2 separate regions of the Homo sapiens genome follow, and region 1 is linked to region 2. Evidence: chromatin loops called from intact Hi-C (ENCODE). Cell type or tissue: K562. All regions are shown on one strand.

Evidence for each region. Hi-C counts contacts between places; a loop is a spot of excess contacts. Peaks named below come from ENCODE experiments on the same cell type or tissue, not always from the same donor. Only the 100,000 strongest peaks of a DNase experiment are listed, where the experiment ranks them.
Region 1: it touches region 2 in a loop (3-fold over the local background); 1 of 110 quality-filtered maps calls a loop at or near these places.

What each region holds. Positions count from the first base shown.
Region 1 is chr4:80,141,844-80,145,843 of GRCh38, reverse strand. No RefSeq gene overlaps it. Among named protein-coding and RNA genes, the nearest start is that of PRDM8-AS1, 54 kb to the left of the region's middle. RefSeq lists a cis regulatory region at 2,125-2,545. In K562, no CTCF peak of the experiment used is centred here; a DNase peak (open chromatin) is centred at 2,323.
Region 2 is chr4:80,005,191-80,009,190 of GRCh38, reverse strand. It overlaps ANTXR2 (ANTXR cell adhesion molecule 2), which reads left to right. Exons shown (of 17, transcript NM_058172.6): 12 at 575-670. Among named protein-coding and RNA genes, the nearest start is that of ANTXR2, 66 kb to the left of the region's middle. In K562, no CTCF peak of the experiment used is centred here; DNase peaks (open chromatin) are centred at 2,080 and 3,130.

The sequences.
Region 1 (4,000 bases), 140 kb before region 2:
TTTAAAATAAATTACTTATCAAAAGCATTTTTCCCATAACAAGTGAAGAAAAGCATGGATACACTTATTTCTTTGAACACATTAAATCTGTATATAGTGGAGGTGATATTCATGTAAAAACTTCCTCTGGAGCCCCCTGTGCTGGATGGTATGGATTGTGCAGTGGCAGAATTTAAACTTCCAGTTAAAATTATCTCAGTCTTTTCTGGCTTAAAACAGTCCTATCAAATATAACTACTCAGACATCTCAAAGTACAGCTTTCTTTGAGAATTCCTTCTTCTATTCTGCTTGAAAGATAACATCTGAATTCAAGAGGGCATATAGGTCTTCTCGGTCATAGGAGGAGTAGGCTTGATCTCAAATGGGCTTTAGGTTCTCCCTGGCTTCTGGGAAATGTTCTTTGTCCCTCATAGTCAACTAGGCACCCTTCTGGAATCACCTGCTAAAGTCTGCATCTGATGAAACTTGTGGTGGGGCCTCTTGGCATGGCCAGTGAACAGGGATCCTCCACTTACAGAACTGCCTCCCCCTTAAGTCTTGGCAGCATTACCAATCCTCAGCAGTTTCAACAATGATGCCACCACATTTCTCATCCCCCTTAGCTGGCCATCTGGCTCTTAACTCATTTACTTCACATGAGAATTTCTAAATCTCTTACAAACCTCACAAGAGAAAGACTCAGCAGGTGCTATTCCTGGTCTTTTCTTTGTGCCTAATGGGCACATGACAGATTCTAATCTCCTGGACATCCTTTGTTAATGACAGGCAATGTAGGTGATGATCATGCCAGAATCCTAAATGAGAAAGGAAATAAACTTTTTATTTTCCTCTCTGCTTACTTGTATATCTTAATATGTATTCCTCCCTTGAAACAAACATTTGAGTGCAAGTAGCTTATCTGGGAGATAATCTGTGGAAACACTGGTAAGGGAGTGGGGAAGTGAGATGAGGAAGGAAAGAAAGCCAACAATGAGTGCATTACTAAATAAATTATGATGTGCTTTAATAAAGGAAGTATCCTCTTAGCCCTCCTGTGGAATATGACTGGTGGGTTCTCTTGTCATATGTAATAATATGAGATTTTGGCCCCATCATCAATACTCTACCAAGGCAATTCTAGCAATTCTACCTCATTTATTGTAGGCCATTATCATCTTCATGCTTCAAGGACTATCCCAGCAGCAAGATAAGATTGGCTCAAAGCATCTTTGCTCCCAGGGTCCTGATCATGGAAGAGTGTCTATAGATCAACACACTCTCTTAAACAGCTTTATATCTGCCCCTTGCTACTCTATGCCCACAGATTCATTTTGGTCATGATCTGAATACAAGTTTGTCAGCTTCTATGGTTTTTTTTTTTTTTTTTTTGAGACGGAGTCTCACACTGTCGCCTGGGCTGGAGTGCAATGGCACAATCTTGGCTCACTGCAACCTTCTCCTTCTGAGTTCATGCAATTCTCCTGCCTCAGCCTCCTGAGTAGCTGGGATTAGAGGTGCACACCACCACACCCAGCTAATTTTTTGTATTTTTAGTAGAGACGGGGTTTCACCATGTTGGCCAGACTAGACTTGAACTCCTGACCTCGTGATCCACCCACCTCAACCTCCCAAAGTGCTGGGATTACAGGCGTGAGCCACCACACCCGGCCTCAGCTTCCATGGTTTTGGGGGTAATCTTTTTCTTTTATACCAGATATAGTACTTCCCTAGTCAGGGTTAGGTTGAAAGTTATTTCTGATTGTTGATCTAAGGCAGTGGTTCTCAAAGCACAGTCTCTGGACCAGGAGTACTGCCTGGGAATTTGTTAGAAATGCAAATTCCAAGTCCTATCCCAAGCCTACTGAATCAGAAAATCTAGGGATGAGGACTCAGTAACCCATGATTTAACTAGCCCTCCAGGCGATACAGATCCATGTTATAGTTTGAGAAACACTTATCTAGAAGCCATGAGCAGAAATGGGAGCAGATCTTCAGAAGGTCAGATATCATCTTGTGGGGCACCTGCCTCAGATGGGGCCTTTTCATGGTCTCCAGGTAAGGAAAGGCTGTTCTCTGCCCAAGAGCCAAAAGTTGCTTCTGCTAACTAAAAAGTGTTGGGAGATTTAGTGGTGTAATATATTCATGTGTATATACTCAGATATTCTTATTTTAAATTTTAGTTTTCTATTTTTCTTATCAGGGCCAGGACTGTAACATAGGGAATCGCTAATGGATTGTACAGTTAGCCTTATTTGTAACTTTTACTTTCCCAGTAAAATCCATAGCCTAATTTTAGCAGAGTCTGTCCTCTGGCTGCTGGAGATAAGGGTCTCTTTAAGTACTGTCACACCAGACCAGTGGTTTCCACACTGTGTTCTGAGTTGATAGTTGAGTGATCTGACTTTGTGATTTACTCTTATCTTCCTTTGCCACTTTTATGGCACAAGAACACACAAACACCTCCACAGATCTTATTTTTTCCTTTACTCTCAAACCCTTGAGATGTTGCACATACCACATATCCTCTTTCACCTGTAGTTCATCCCAATTCACCATAAGTAAGGCTTTTTGTGTTGCTAGGGTACTACAAAAGCTATCACCTTTCCGTTGTTGCCTTACTTTGGTTTCCTCCAGAAAAATATTCTAAAATAAAGATTCAATTGCAAGTAGATTTAGCAACTCTTATCTCATTTTCCAGATGATGTCACATGGCCTAATTGTGCTGGTGATCATTCAAGTGAGAATTTAGTTTTCCTACCTGCTACCACGTGAAGCAGCAAGAGCAAATGAGGATAGGAGTGAATATTGGCTCAGCCAAATAACAATGTTTGCCACAGAAGGTATGCAAAAAACATTACCCAACTATACATATAAACACACACACTCACACATGCATGTCACTGCATATGTGGTTTATTCTATCTTCTGTGTATATAACAATGTTTACCCCTTAAAATGTAGAAAGAGTAGGGGGATAGTGGTTGGTAGAGGAAATGGTAGAAATTATAAAAGTAAAGATATTTGTCTGTATTTAGGAGAAGTGTTAGAGATGGTGGATGTGCTTCCCAAATACTAACAATGGTTGATGAGTTTGGAGACATTCCATACAGATTTTTCTTTCTTTACCTAAAAGCAGTTTTAAACAGGCATGAGTGAAAAGCCTTTGCACTTTATCACTGAGAAGCTGCTAAATCATAGAGAAAAAAAATCACAGGAATGCACATTTTGAGAAATGGTGAGGGTGCACACAAAGATTGCTCAATAATGTTTACTGAACTGAAATGAGTTTTACAATTCTGTTGACGTGAGTTGCTTGGACTAAATCAGGAAGTTCTTCATTTCCTCATTAGGAAACTATGAATGGTGAGCTTTACTCACCTGATTGCCTTTCATGTCCTAGAAATTGTTAGTAGTCTGCAAAAACTCATTTTTAAAAAGTAAAATAAAACAACGTAATATTAAACATATTAGATTAGGAAAATCACCTTGAAACTTGGCCTTAAAAAGGTAAACTCTTTCTGTATCTTTTTCTAAAATCTAACAATTATTAGCCCTCTCTCTTACAACAGCACAAATGTGTGTACCACTAATGCCCAGAATTTTTTTTTTTTTGATGCTGTTTTTCATTGAAGGGAATCATGACTCCTTAGAGGGTAGCTGTTTCAATGACTTGAAGCAGGAAGAAGTTAGGATTTGAAGCAATATGTCTGAAACATACAGTTTTTGCCAGAGAGAAAAGATGTTTTTACAAATGTCAGGGGGTAAAGCCTGAAAGGATAAAGGAGCTATTTAATGAAAAATCTACTGTTTATTAAAAATTGAGCATCAAATCACAATAATAATTATTAATTGACATACATTGTATGAAAGCCTATGAATTCACAATAACATATCAAAAAGAAAAAGTTGTGTGAAAATTTGAAAACAAAAAAGCAAGAGAATATAGCAGAATAGGATTATGTTTCAAAAATAATTTTAATAAGTAGAGAACAGTTTTGCTCCTTCCATTAAACGTATGAA
Region 2 (4,000 bases):
TGTAGGTCATATTTCAGCTTCAATGAGAGAACATCTGATTTATGAATGCATGAGATTGCATTCTTGCATTGATGTGTATATACCATTTCCCAACAAGAACCATTGTTGGTTTGTCATCTACTTGATAATTTTTTTTAATATTCATCTTATTATTTAACTACATGCAATAAATTGTGTTTCACCATCAAAAAGTCTGCAGGATTCTGCCTAAATTCTGCCTATGGGTAATTTGCTTTGAACCAAAATAATCCTTACATGAAAGATAGAGACCAGTCTAATCCTGATTAGTGATTTTTCCTAAATTCCTTTTAGATGTATTTGTAAAGAATCTGCAGCATTTTGGGAAAGTTTTTGTTTATTATTTCCTGTCACAACAATATAACATAAAACATAATATATATTAAATAGAAGATACATTTGTAGAATTTCAAGAAATTAAAATAATATAGTTAAAATCTAGTTTGACATTATACTTTCTGAATTATTTTCTGGTGTTTCCTTAAAATATATATACATTTGGAATTTGACCATAAGCTGTGCTGACTGCTTTGTTTTTGCTTTTTGCCTACTTTAGTCTAACGGGATCGCAGCCATCATTGTTATTTTGGTGTTACTGCTACTCCTGGGGATCGGTTTGATGTGGTGGTTTTGGCCCCTTTGCTGCAAAGTGGTGAGTAAGAAGGATTTACAACTCTACTTAAAAAAAATTAGAAAGATGTAAAGTAAGGTCTGAAATATGAATAAATGCCATGTTAATAACAGCAAAGTTTCAGTTTGCAAAATGAATTTTAATTGTCTTCACTACTATAATAAATTCTAGAAAACATGCAGGTCAGTAAATATTTATTTAAAAAATTCATCTAAAAAGCACTTTTAAATCAGGTTTGTGGGAAGAGGAGGAGAGAAAAATAGGGGAAGTAGTTGGGATAAAGGGTATTTTCATTCAAGTGCAAGAGAAATTCAAGTAAATTGAATGATGTTTTCTTTTGGGTTCATTGAGAGGAGTTGATAATTTGTCAGTTTTTTTAAGTGCTCATTTAATTATTCATTTCCTCTTTGAAGGGTCTACCATTTCATGACCTTCTCTGTTTGCTACTGAAAAATATTTGTTCGGAAATTAGTCATGCACAATTGTCAGCATATCTGTTAAACTGCTACTTTTGGAGTAATGACGAGGAGTTTCAGTTTGTGTCATTTTTTGTGTTTGTATAAAGCCTGTGAAAGAATATGGGTGTATATCAGTTATCTATTGCTGCTGTAACAAATTGCCACACATATGTTGACTAAAAGCAACACAAATTTATTATCTAACAGCTGTCTAATCACAGCTTTCACATGAGTCTCACTGGGTTTACGTGGACTAAAATGTGTTGGAAGGGATGTGTTTCTTTCTGAATGCTCTAAGGAAGAAGCCATTCCTTTGCCTTTTCCAGCTTCTAAAGGCTACTCAGATTCTTTGCCTCATACCCCCCTTTCTCTATCTGCAAAGCCAGATGTGTTGCATCTTTTCAACCATTTTTCTGTAGTCACATCTCCCTCTAACTCTGAACCCAGCTGGGAAAGGTCCTCCAGTTTTAAGGAACCATGGGATTAGATTGGACGCACTTAGCTAATCCAGGATCATCTCCCATCTCAAGATCCTGAACCTTAATCACTTCTGCAAAATCCCTTTTGCCATTAAGATAACATATTCACAGTACCAGGTAATTAAGTTATGGAGATGTTGGTGGGGGGTATCATTCTACACATTTCAAGCAATCCAATTTAGATTGTTCAGGTTTCATAGAAAAAAAATTATCTTAAGGAAGCCCTCTTCCAAATCATGCCTACTATTTATTTTGAGAATATTCCTTTTATTATAAGCACATTGTGTAGAACTTAATATTGTGTAGTTCATGGTAATGTTTTACATAATACTGCAAGACTGCCTTTTCCCGCCGCTCTCATGTTTGCTGACTGATTTCATCATCCTTGCAATTTCAGATGTGCTTTGTTTTAGCCCTGCGTTTATTATTAGTTGTACTTCAGTTTGCTTTCATGAGGCAACTTGACAATCCTTTATCTCAGAGCAGTTGGCCCATGGAGGAGGCATAGAATTAACTCAGATAACAGTAGAGACAAGACGCATCCTGTCTCTTTGCTGAACTAATCAGTTTCCTGCCATAGCAATTTATGCTCAGTTTCCTGTTGTAATCTTGATTATCTAGTTATGGCTATTTTAGGGTGGCTAGCATTCTTGAGTATCACATTAAAAAGCAAAAAGATGCCCTAATGTAATTTGTGCTCCTTGGTTTTTTAATTTAAACTTTGCAGTGGTGCATTTCCCCTCCTTTTTTTAAATTATCACTTTGCAATTTCATTTAGTATTGACCAGAGGGCTCAGAAGTGTCAAAGTGTATGATTTTTAAAAAGACATATGCAAAATGAAATGTGCTCAAATATGGGTTTTGACTGTCATTTTGGATATTAAGGAGAGGAGCCAATCATCAGGTGACTAGATCAGAGACTAGATACATGGTACTCTAAAGCCTTGGACTCTACAGATCTCAAATCATGGAGTTACTTTCTACGAGGCATAAAGGGAGCCCTTTAATGGTGGAGTATCAGGATGTCAGAAAGGCTTCCCGTCCTCAGAAACATCACAAATGCTTATTAATTTCCTGAACTTATTTAATAGAGGAAACTTCCTTTATTTTACCCTTAGAAATATAGATTAAAAAGCAATTAGCCCTTATAAGTTCATATAAGTATGAACTTATATTTATACCTACATATAAGTGAATGATAGCAAACGTTTTCTAAAGTAGATTTTAAAGCAGGAAGAAAGGAGAGGTGAAATTCTGAATTCAGCCCTTGGCTAATATTGATTATCTAGTAGGTGTCAGTACTGTGCTAGGAACTGGGGATACAAAAGTGCTTATAATATGATATGGAAATTCACATTTTAATATGGAAACATAGAAATGTGTGCAAATAAGTGTAAATGGAAGGTAACTGAAGTCCTAATAGCGGCGTGTGTAAAGAACAGTAGAAACATAAAGGAGGAAGGGTTTGCCAAGACTAAAGGGAGCATTTCAGAGAAACCTGACTGACCTGATGACTCCCAATTCAGTTCTGAGTCATGAATAAGATGTTGACAGTTCTTGAATGACATTTCAGATGAAGTGCATGTGGAATCATGAGTTATTCTGACATGTTTTCAGAAGTGCTAGGCTGAGACCTACTGTGCTAGGTGAATGATGGTTTGGATTTTGGCATGAACCCATAGGGGAGGACCTCCTATGTCTTGTAATAGAAAGTCTGATCTCTTCCCAGGGATGACGAGAAGCCACTGGAGAGATTCGATCAGTCTAATTACCTGAAAGAAACTTTGCTGGCTTCACAGTAGTGCTAAAGTCTAGTCCTGGCAAAAATTATTTAAGACTGTATCCAACTGAGTTCCATTAACAATGGAAATGGAAAGGCAGTGACAGATATTGCACCTTAAATATAGCCAGAACAAAGTACTTCTAACAAAGTATAGACAGCTGGAATCTCAAGCTGAAATTAAGTGAGCTAGAGAAAAATGAAGACATGATGTAAAAAGGAGGTAGTGTGACAATAACCTTGTGGAAAAGGATCTTGAGTTTTCAGAGGGTATTATAATACAATCGCAGGGTGTTTATCTTATTTTGTTTCTTTTAGGTTATATATTTGTGCAATGCTGAAATTAGGATGTGACCATTTAAATAATTCTTAGTAGCGTTAAATTATTGGAGATCAATATGACTTTGACTGTCATTCCTAGCAATGAACTTTTTAATAGAAAATGAAATTTATCTATTTATCAGCGTGGTGTTGTGCAAATTTCTTTTTGCTTGAATATGTTTTAAGAACTAGTGGCAAATATTTAAATCTAATCTTTCAACTGAAACATGACTAAAGAGCTTAAAATGTCTATTCTCAGGCACATTTATGGTGTGTCAGCTATCCACCTCCATGAGCATCGTATGCTCAGGAG